Linked DNA regions of Homo sapiens: regions 2 and 3 are each linked to region 1. The links are chromatin contacts, found by Hi-C or POLR2A ChIA-PET in ENCODE. All regions are on one chromosome and are shown on one strand. The core of a region is the stretch at or near the end of the contact, and the rest is flanking DNA. Distances in the headings are between cores, read along the strand shown.

Evidence for each region. Hi-C counts contacts between places; a loop is a spot of excess contacts on that map. ChIA-PET counts read pairs that join two places held with the same protein, here RNA polymerase II (POLR2A). Pooled maps may share reads with other maps.
Region 2: a pooled map shows a loop between it and region 1 (4-fold over the local background). The contact joins the promoter of UNKL here to the promoter of GFER in region 1. A Hi-C loop is called at or near these places in 1 of 37 single-sample maps with no recorded cell type and 11 of 50 pooled maps. POLR2A ChIA-PET finds 5 or more read pairs at or near these places in 2 of 52 experiments (CD4-positive, alpha-beta T cell and MCF 10A).
Region 3: a loop to region 1 is called in a map with no recorded cell type, with 4 times the contacts of the local background. The contact joins the promoter of PDPK1 here to the promoter of GFER in region 1. A Hi-C loop is called at or near these places in 2 of 37 single-sample maps with no recorded cell type and 7 of 50 pooled maps. POLR2A ChIA-PET finds 5 or more read pairs at or near these places in 3 of 52 experiments (B cell, naive thymus-derived CD4-positive, alpha-beta T cell and naive thymus-derived CD8-positive, alpha-beta T cell).

The regions. Positions count from the first base shown.
Region 1 is chr16:1,982,844-1,985,499 of GRCh38, forward strand. It overlaps GFER (growth factor, augmenter of liver regeneration), which reads left to right and starts at 1,350. Exons shown (of 3, transcript NM_005262.3): 1 at 1,350-1,633; 2 at 1,904-2,100. The coding sequence starts at 1,376. It overlaps TBL3 (transducin beta like 3), which reads left to right. Exons shown (of 22, transcript NM_006453.3): 22 at 1-86. RefSeq lists silencers at 1-81, 1,102-1,641.
Region 2 is chr16:1,413,368-1,416,023 of GRCh38, forward strand. UNKL (unk like zinc finger) reads right to left here and starts at 1,337. Exons shown (of 15, transcript NM_001372107.1): 1 at 1,248-1,337; 2 at 479-688. The coding sequence starts at 1,324. RefSeq lists enhancers at 238-812, 813-1,387, 1,388-1,962, 1,963-2,536 and silencers at 332-481, 912-961, 1,502-1,621, 1,672-1,741.
Region 3 is chr16:2,536,674-2,539,329 of GRCh38, forward strand. It overlaps PDPK1 (3-phosphoinositide dependent protein kinase 1), which reads left to right and starts at 1,348. Exons shown (of 14, transcript NM_002613.5): 1 at 1,348-1,463. The coding sequence starts at 1,440. RefSeq lists silencers at 855-1,164, 1,275-1,484, 1,495-1,624 and an enhancer at 1,743-2,443.

The DNA of each region.
Region 1 (2,656 bases), core at 100-2,599:
AAGCAGTCGCGGCTGCAGTGAACAAGATCGCGCCACTGCACTCCACCCTGGGTAACGGAACAAGACCCTGTCTCAAAAAAAAAAAAGAAATCCACTCCCCATATGATAGCCAGCGGAATCTGCAGCAAACTGAAATGGGATCAGATTGGGTAACCTTGCCCAAAACTGTCTAGCATCTTCCCTCCTACCGTTATAATAAATTCCCAATCCCCGAAGCTGCCGACCAAGTCTTTGGTGGGCCCCTGTCCGTCCCTGGATCTCCCCTCCCACCTTACAACCCTCCCTAGCGTCCCACTGGCGTTTTTGTTCCTGCAAAATGCCAAGACCCTGCCACCTTGGGCTTGGTCTCGAAGGCGCTCCTCAGCTGATTCCTCATCCTTCAGAAAGGGTCACCTCCTCAAGGAGGCCTTCCAGATTTACTACACCCTTGCATGGACCCACCAGTTTGTACGTGAACATTTATGAGTGTGAGTCCTTGTTTTTTTTTCCTGTCTTGACCACTGGATTATGAACAGAGAAGGTCAGGGAACAGAATTGTGTTCCCTGCTCTGCCCAGCACTTGGAACAGCGCTTGGAACAGAGCGGTCACTGCGCAAATAATAGCGGAATGGATAAATGAACGCAAGGAGGCACAGGAATCCCAGAGGCCGCTCCAACCGGGAGCCCGACCCCTCATCCCAGGCTCTAGGATCCGCGACAGCCGGCGAGGGGCGCCAGGGAGCCCAAGGCACGCGCCAACCCTCTGCGGCCGCGCCGCGCCCTGCGTTGCCAGACGCCCGTTGCCATGGCGCCAGGGAGGGGACAAGAGCCCAGGACCCTAGCGCGCGCCGCAATCTGTGCGGTCACGCCCGGCCCGCGTTGAGAGAGCGCTTGGCAGCCAGCGGGTGGACGCGCCCCTCAGCGGAGGGCACAAAGCCTGGCCGCAGGCACGCAGGACACTCAGAACGGAGCGATGGGGACGTCGCGGGCCGCAACACGGACTTTGCCTGGGTGTCAGCTCGGGTCCACAGCGCGGCCGAGGCGCACCTTGCGCCACACACTGCTCTTTTACTGGAGAAAGCGGGACGGCCGCCACGGACGGCGCAACCCCTGCGTGCGCCGCGGATCGACGCCTGAGGGCGCCAGCAGGGTCCGACCCTCCTGCTCCGTCCCCGCCCCTGTCCTCGGGCCCGGCCAGCGCCGCGGCCTCTGGCTCCGCCTCCACACGGGCCCGCAAGCAGGCACCGCCCCCGACTCTGCCCCCAGCCCCGGCTCGGGCCCGGCCCCCGCGAGCACGGCGCGCGCCTCCGGCTCCTGTGGCCGCGCGCTGGCCTGGAGGCTGACCTGGAGGCTCATCTGGAGGCCGAGCTGACCCGGCAGGCCTTGCGCGGGCAACATGGCGGCGCCCGGCGAGCGGGGCCGCTTCCACGGCGGGAACCTCTTCTTCCTGCCGGGGGGCGCGCGCTCCGAGATGATGGACGACCTGGCGACCGACGCGCGGGGCCGGGGCGCGGGGCGGAGAGACGCGGCCGCCTCGGCCTCGACGCCAGCCCAGGCGCCGACCTCCGATTCTCCTGTCGCCGAGGACGCCTCCCGGAGGCGGCCGTGCCGGGCCTGCGTCGACTTCAAGACGTGGATGCGGACGCAGCAGAAGGTGCAGTTCCCTGCCCGATTTCTCCCAGCCCCGCGCAGCCCCTGTCCCCGCCCCCGCCCAGGTACCCCGGCAGAGCTTCCCAGGGTTGCCTGTCCCTGAACCTTGCCCCCCGGGTAGGCCCGGCCTTACAGCCTTCATCCGCGCGTGGGTTGGATCGTCTGCAGGACTTTGGCCGGAGTCCAGTGGGCCACCGGCTGGGCCGTACAGTGGGGAGCTTTGGGCGCCTTTGTTCGGAGAATGAACTCACTCTCGGTCGGCCTGCTTCCGCAGCGGGACACCAAGTTTAGGGAGGACTGCCCGCCGGATCGCGAGGAACTGGGCCGCCACAGCTGGGCTGTCCTCCACACCCTGGCCGCCTACTACCCCGACCTGCCCACCCCAGAACAGCAGCAAGACATGGCCCAGTTCATACATTTATTTTCTAAGTTTTACCCCTGTGAGGAGTGTGCTGAAGACCTAAGAAAAAGGTAAGATGTGTTTGCACGCAGCAGAGCTTTGCACTGGAGCCTGGGCCTGGGGCTCCTGGCTGACGTTATAGCGGGGAACGTAGAGAAACGGATGCAGAGGTGGCAGAAGTTTGCTGAGGAGCAGGGACCTCCAACAGGTGAGGACTGGGGCTATCTGAGCCTCCTCCTCTCGTCTCAGAAGCCAAGCTGTCGGGATCTGCTGCTGGGTACTGCTCCTGCCACAGCCACAGGGCTTCCAGGAAGGGATTCCCTGCCTTGTCTGGCACTGAAGGCGGTTTCCCGCAAGTTAGGGAAGACTCCACTTTGCCTGACTTCTAGAGTAGGACTTCTGGTTTTAAAATCTTGGAAATCCACTGCTTTTGCTCCCAAGAGCCATCTCTTCCTCACTGAGGGATCCAAGAGCCAGCACTGGCCCTTGCAGGTGTTTCTAGGCCAGATGTATAGGGTAGAGCCGCCATTGTTGCTATAAGGCTGGTCAGTTAGAATGAAGTCTCTTGCTGAACTGACGCACCAGGGCCTGCCCTCAGATGCTAAGAAACAAGTCCAGTTTTCAGTT
Region 2 (2,656 bases), core at 87-2,586, 570 kb before region 1:
AGACAAGCCTAACCAACATGGAGAAACCCTGTCTCTACTAAAAATAAAAAATTAGCTGGGCATGGTGGCACATGCCTGTAATCCCAGCTACTCCGGAGGCTGAGGCAGGAGAATCACTTGAACCTGGGAGGTAGAGGCTGCAGTGAGCCGAGATCATGCCATTGCACTCCAGCCAGAGCAACAAGAGTGAAACTCCGTCTCAAAAAACAAACAAAAAAAAGTGGGAGGTGAAGCAAAATTGGTTTGAGTCACACAAGGGTTACCCCTAAAACACACATAATCCCTCGGGAACTGGCCTGAGAATAGGAAATGCCGCCCCAGCATCCCTGGTCACTAGAAAATTTCAGCGTATAATTACGACTCCCTCTGCAGGGGCCAGGTATGGACACTAAGGCGTCCGCTGAGGGTCCCGGCCGCATCCCCGGGTGGAGGCCCCCCACCTCCGCCCAGGCAGCGGCGCCCCCTCGCGGCCGCTTACTCGTCGCCGTCGGGGCACACGCCGGTGGCTTCGTTGTACTTGGAGCAGTACACGTCGGGGCTGTAGTTGAAGGTGCCGTCGCGCCTGCGGAGGGGCCTGCGGCGCCGCTGGTTGAGGAAGTGCCAGTGGAAGCAGGTGAACGGCCGGTGCTGCGCGCACTTGTGCTGTGAAAACAGGGGGCACTGCTCCGTCCTGAACTCCTTCAGGTACCTACAAACACAGACAGCGCCGCGGCTCGCTTCCGGCAGCACCTCCAGGGACTCGGACTCGTGGGCGGCGGGACCCACCGGCCTCAGGAGCCTCAACCCAGGGTCGACCCGTACTCACATTCCCGGCGGGCCCCAGGCGCTGCGCCCACCCCCATCCCGACTCCAGACGCGACCCTCACCCGACCTCGTAGCCCAGGCGCTGACCCTGGTCCCCAAGCCCAAGCGCCACCCCGGACCCTGGGCGACCCGCTGTGACCTCACGGTCGGCAGCCGGAGCAGAGGGTCCCGGTCCCCGAGCCCAGGCGCAACCCCCAACCCCGGGGCGTTCCTCCCTCCCCAGAGGCGCGTGGACCCCGGAACCAGGTGCCATCCCAGACCATGGGCGCCGCGCTCCGACCTCAGGCGGAGGCCGCCGAGAGCAGAGGGTCGTGGCCCCCCCAGCCCAGGCGCTGCGCGGAGGCCGGGGGGCGCGGGGGCGGCGGAGGCGGCGCGAGCCCCGGCGGGAGGCTCCGAGCTGCACCGGGCGCGGGCGGGGGGCCGCAGGCCGGACGGGCGCTGACCTGTAGTGGGTCGGCTTCTCAGTCTGCGGGGGGGACCCGCTCAGCGCCGCTGCCGCCGCTTTCGAAACCGACGGCATTTTCAGTCAAAACAATGCAGCGCGCATGCGCCGCGCCGGCGCCCCCGCCCCCGGATATCCCCGCGCGCCCCCGCGGCCACGCCCCCCGCGGCCCCGCCCCCAGCCCGCAGACCCCGGCCCCGCCCCAGCCCCGCGCCCCCCGCAGCCCCGCCCCCGGCCCGCAGACCCCGCCCCAGCCCCGCGCCCCGCCCTGCCCTGCCCTGCCCTGCCCTGCCCTGCCCTGCCCTGCCCTGCCCTGCAGCCCCCGGCCCGGGACGCTGGTCCTGCCCGGGGCCGCGCGTGGGACCCGCGATGGTCGCCCCTGCTGTGACATGACCCGACATAACCGTGTATTTTACATGAATTAATCACAAGAGTTGTATCTCAATAGAGCTGCTCTTCCACAAACGAACCAAGAGGCTGATGTCAGGGGGAGCCAGGCACCGGGCGGAAGGGCCAAGGGGTCCTGGCCTTTGTAGAAAGGAATTTGTTCCATTTCGAACCTTGACCTCAAAAACTTATACTCAGAGATTTATCTACAAAGGTAATTATCACAGTTATTTTGCAAACACTTGAGGTCCCCCTTCCCCCAACAGCGCAGTAGCTGAGAAAAGGGAAAACTCTAAGTGCTCTGCGTGATTTGAAACAGTGCTTCCGAAGAATTTTTAGTGGTAGGAGGCCGGGCGCGGTGTCTCACGCCTGTAATCCCAGCACTTTGGGAGGCCGAGGCCGGCGGATCAGCTGAGTTCGGGAGTTTGACAACAGCTTGGCCAACAGTGAAACCCCGTCTCTACTAAACATACAAAAATATTAGTGGGGTGTGGTGGCTTGCGCCTGTAATTCCTGCTACTCCGGAGGCTGAGGCAGGAGAATGGCGTGAACCCGGGAGGCGGAGGTTTAGTAGTGAGCCGAGATTGCGCCACTGCACTCCAGCCTGGGTGACAGAGTAACACCCTGTCTCAAAAAATAAAAAAGAAATTTTTAGTGATATGAAAAATGTGCCCATTGGCCGGGCGCGGTGGCTCACGCCTATAATCCCTGCACTTTGAGAGGCCGAGGTGGGCGGATCACGAGGTCAGAAGATCGAGACCATCCTGGCTAACACGGTGAAACCCCGTCTCTACTAAAAATACAAAAAAAAAAAAAAAAATTACCCGGGCGTGGTGGTGGGCACCTGTAGTCCCAGCTACTCAGGAGGCTAAGGCAGGAGAATCACTTGAACCCAGGAGGCGGAGCTTGCAGTGAGCCGAGATCGCGCCACTGCACTCCAGCCTGGGCAACAGAGCGAGACTCCGTCTCAAAAAAAAAAAAAAAAAAAAAAAAAAAAAACGAAAAGAAAAATGGGCCCATTTA
Region 3 (2,656 bases), core at 98-2,597, 550 kb after region 1:
CTTCACTGCTTCCGATTTTTCTGTGCATTACTCAAGAACTGCATGGGCATGTGTCAGTATAAAAAAAAATAAAGTTGGCCGGGCGCGGTGGCTCACGCTTGTAATCCCAGCACTTTGGGAGGCAGAGGCGGGCGGATCACGAGGTCAGGAGATTGAGACCACGGTGAAACCCTGTCTCTACTAAAAATACAAAAAAATTAGCTGGGCGTGGTGGCGGGCGCCTGTAGTCCCAGCTACTCGGAGAGGCTGAGGCAGGAGAATGGAGTGAACCCGGGAGGCGGAGCTTGCAGTGAGCCGAGATCGCGCCACTGCACTCCAGCCTGGGCGACAGAGACTCTGTCTCAAAAAAAAATAAAGTTGGCCGGGCGTGGTGACTCACACCTGTAATCCCAGCACTTTGGGAGGCGGAGACAGACAGATCACTGGAGTTGGAGACCAGCCCCTGGCCAACATGGTGAAACCCTGTCTCTACAAAAAAATACAAACATTTGCCTGTGTGTGGTGGCACATGCCTGTAGTCCCAGCTACTCGGGAGGCTGAGGCAGGAGAATCGCTTCAACCCGGGAGGCGGAGGTTGCAGTGAGCAGAGATCGAGCCACTGCACTCCAGCCTGGGCAACAGAGCAAATTTCCATCTCAAAAAAACCAAAAACCCAAAACAAAAAAACACAAAAAAACATTATCGACATTAACAACTACAAGGCGCCCGGCTAATTGTATATTTTTAGTAGAGACAGGGTTTCTCCATGTTGGCAGGCTGGCCTCGAACTCCTCACCTCAAGTGATCCGCCCGCCTCGACCTCCGCCTCCCAAAGTGAGCCACCGTGCCCGGCCGTGAATGTGACTTGATAGCCCAGATTTCCTTCCGTGAACGCTTGTTAGTTGTGAAACTAGCAAAGTTGCGCCTCTGAGTTTACGCAGAGCCGGCTCCGGAATCCGAGTTCCGGGTTCGAGCACAGCTCCGCCGCTACCTCGGGCGTGACCTTGGCCGGAGCCTGGTCCCCTCTGAGCCTCAGTTTCCCGGTCTGGGATGCCGGAATGACAGCTCGCCCCCTGCCCCGCCCAGCCCCGCCCAGCCCCGCCCCGCAGGCCCTGGGATTGGTTCGCGCGAGGTCCCCCTCCCCAGGCGGGGTCGGGCCTCTCCCGCCCGCCAGGCCCCAACCCGGAAATGCAGCTGGAGCGGAGGCGGAGCCCACTAAGGCCGCGGCGGAGCGACGATGGGCGCGGCCAATGGGCGCGGGCGTCGGCTGCGGCGCGACGGAAGTCCTGCCCGGCGCCGCGCGGGGGCGGGGCGGCGCCGGGGGCGGGGGGCGGCGGGCGACGGGGCGGGCGCAGGATGAGGGCGGCCATTGCTGGGGCTCCGCTTCGGGGAGGAGGACGCTGAGGAGGCGCCGAGCCGCGCAGCGCTGCGGGGGAGGCGCCCGCGCCGACGCGGGGCCCATGGCCAGGACCACCAGCCAGCTGGTGAGCGCGCGGCGGCGGACTGGACGCGCCGGTTTGTTACCCTGCCGGGTCCGGCGGCCGCCCGGGTCCGGCGAGGCGGGGCGGCCCGGGGTCCCGAGGGCCGGGTGCCTCCTTACCTGCAGCCGGGCGGCCGGGCCGGGGATGGCGGGCGCCGGCCGAGGGCGCTGCTTGGCTGCGGCGGGGAGACCGGGCCTGGGTTGCGGCGGGCGGCGGCCTGGCCGGGGGCGCTGACAGACGCGCGGAGGGCGGGGGAGGCCGGGAGGTGTCACCCGGCCCAGCGGGGTGGAAGTGCCTGGAAAGTTTGTTTTCGGCTTGGCGCAGCCTGGAGCCGAGCCTCCAGGGTTACCTTTCGGTTCTGTCTGTAGAGGAACCGCCCTGGGCTTCCACCTGGAACGGGGTCCTTGGCGCCTCCGCCTGCGAGAGAAGCAGAAGGTGCAAGTTCTTGCTGAAAGCACCTGATGCTCCTGGGCCCCCTTTTCCAGATTCTTGATGACAGTGGTCGGGAAAACTCGCCTTTCACGGCCCGGCCAAGGGGCATTTGGGTGCTTTTGCTGCCCGTGGCTGTGCTCAGCGTTGTGGGAAGCCCCTGGGAGGCCGAATGTGCAGGATCACCGAGGGGAAAGTGAGCTTGACAGGTAGGAGGGATTTTAGGGGAAGGACCAAAACAAACCACTTGTTGGGTGAAATGTTTTGCTAAAAGTGTCGCTGGTGTTTCTATATTTTCTCTCTATCGCTAAAAGTATCCCTCGTGTTTTTATGTTTTCCATATGCTAAGTTCTACAGTCTGGGGACGACGGTTTAAAAATTTATGCCTTGTATGCGATGTGCAGTGGGTGATGGAAGAACGTCTACATGGCTTTAACATTTGATTTAAAAGGCAAATATTTTAAATGAAGGAAAACCCAAGAAATTTAATTGATCCCGTGTCTTCCAGGATGCGGCTTTTTTTTTTTTTTTTTTTTGATGGAGTCTCCCTCTCGACGCGCAGGCTGGAGTGCAGTGATGCGATCTCAGCTCACTGCAACCTCCATCTCCCGGGTTCAAGCGATTCTCCTGCCACAGCCTCCTGAGTAGCTGGGATTACAGGCGTATGCCACCATGCCCGGCTAATTTTTGTATTTTTAGTAGAGAAGGTGTTTCGCCATGTTGGCCAGGCTGGTCTGGAACTCCTGACCTCAAGTGATCTGCCCGCC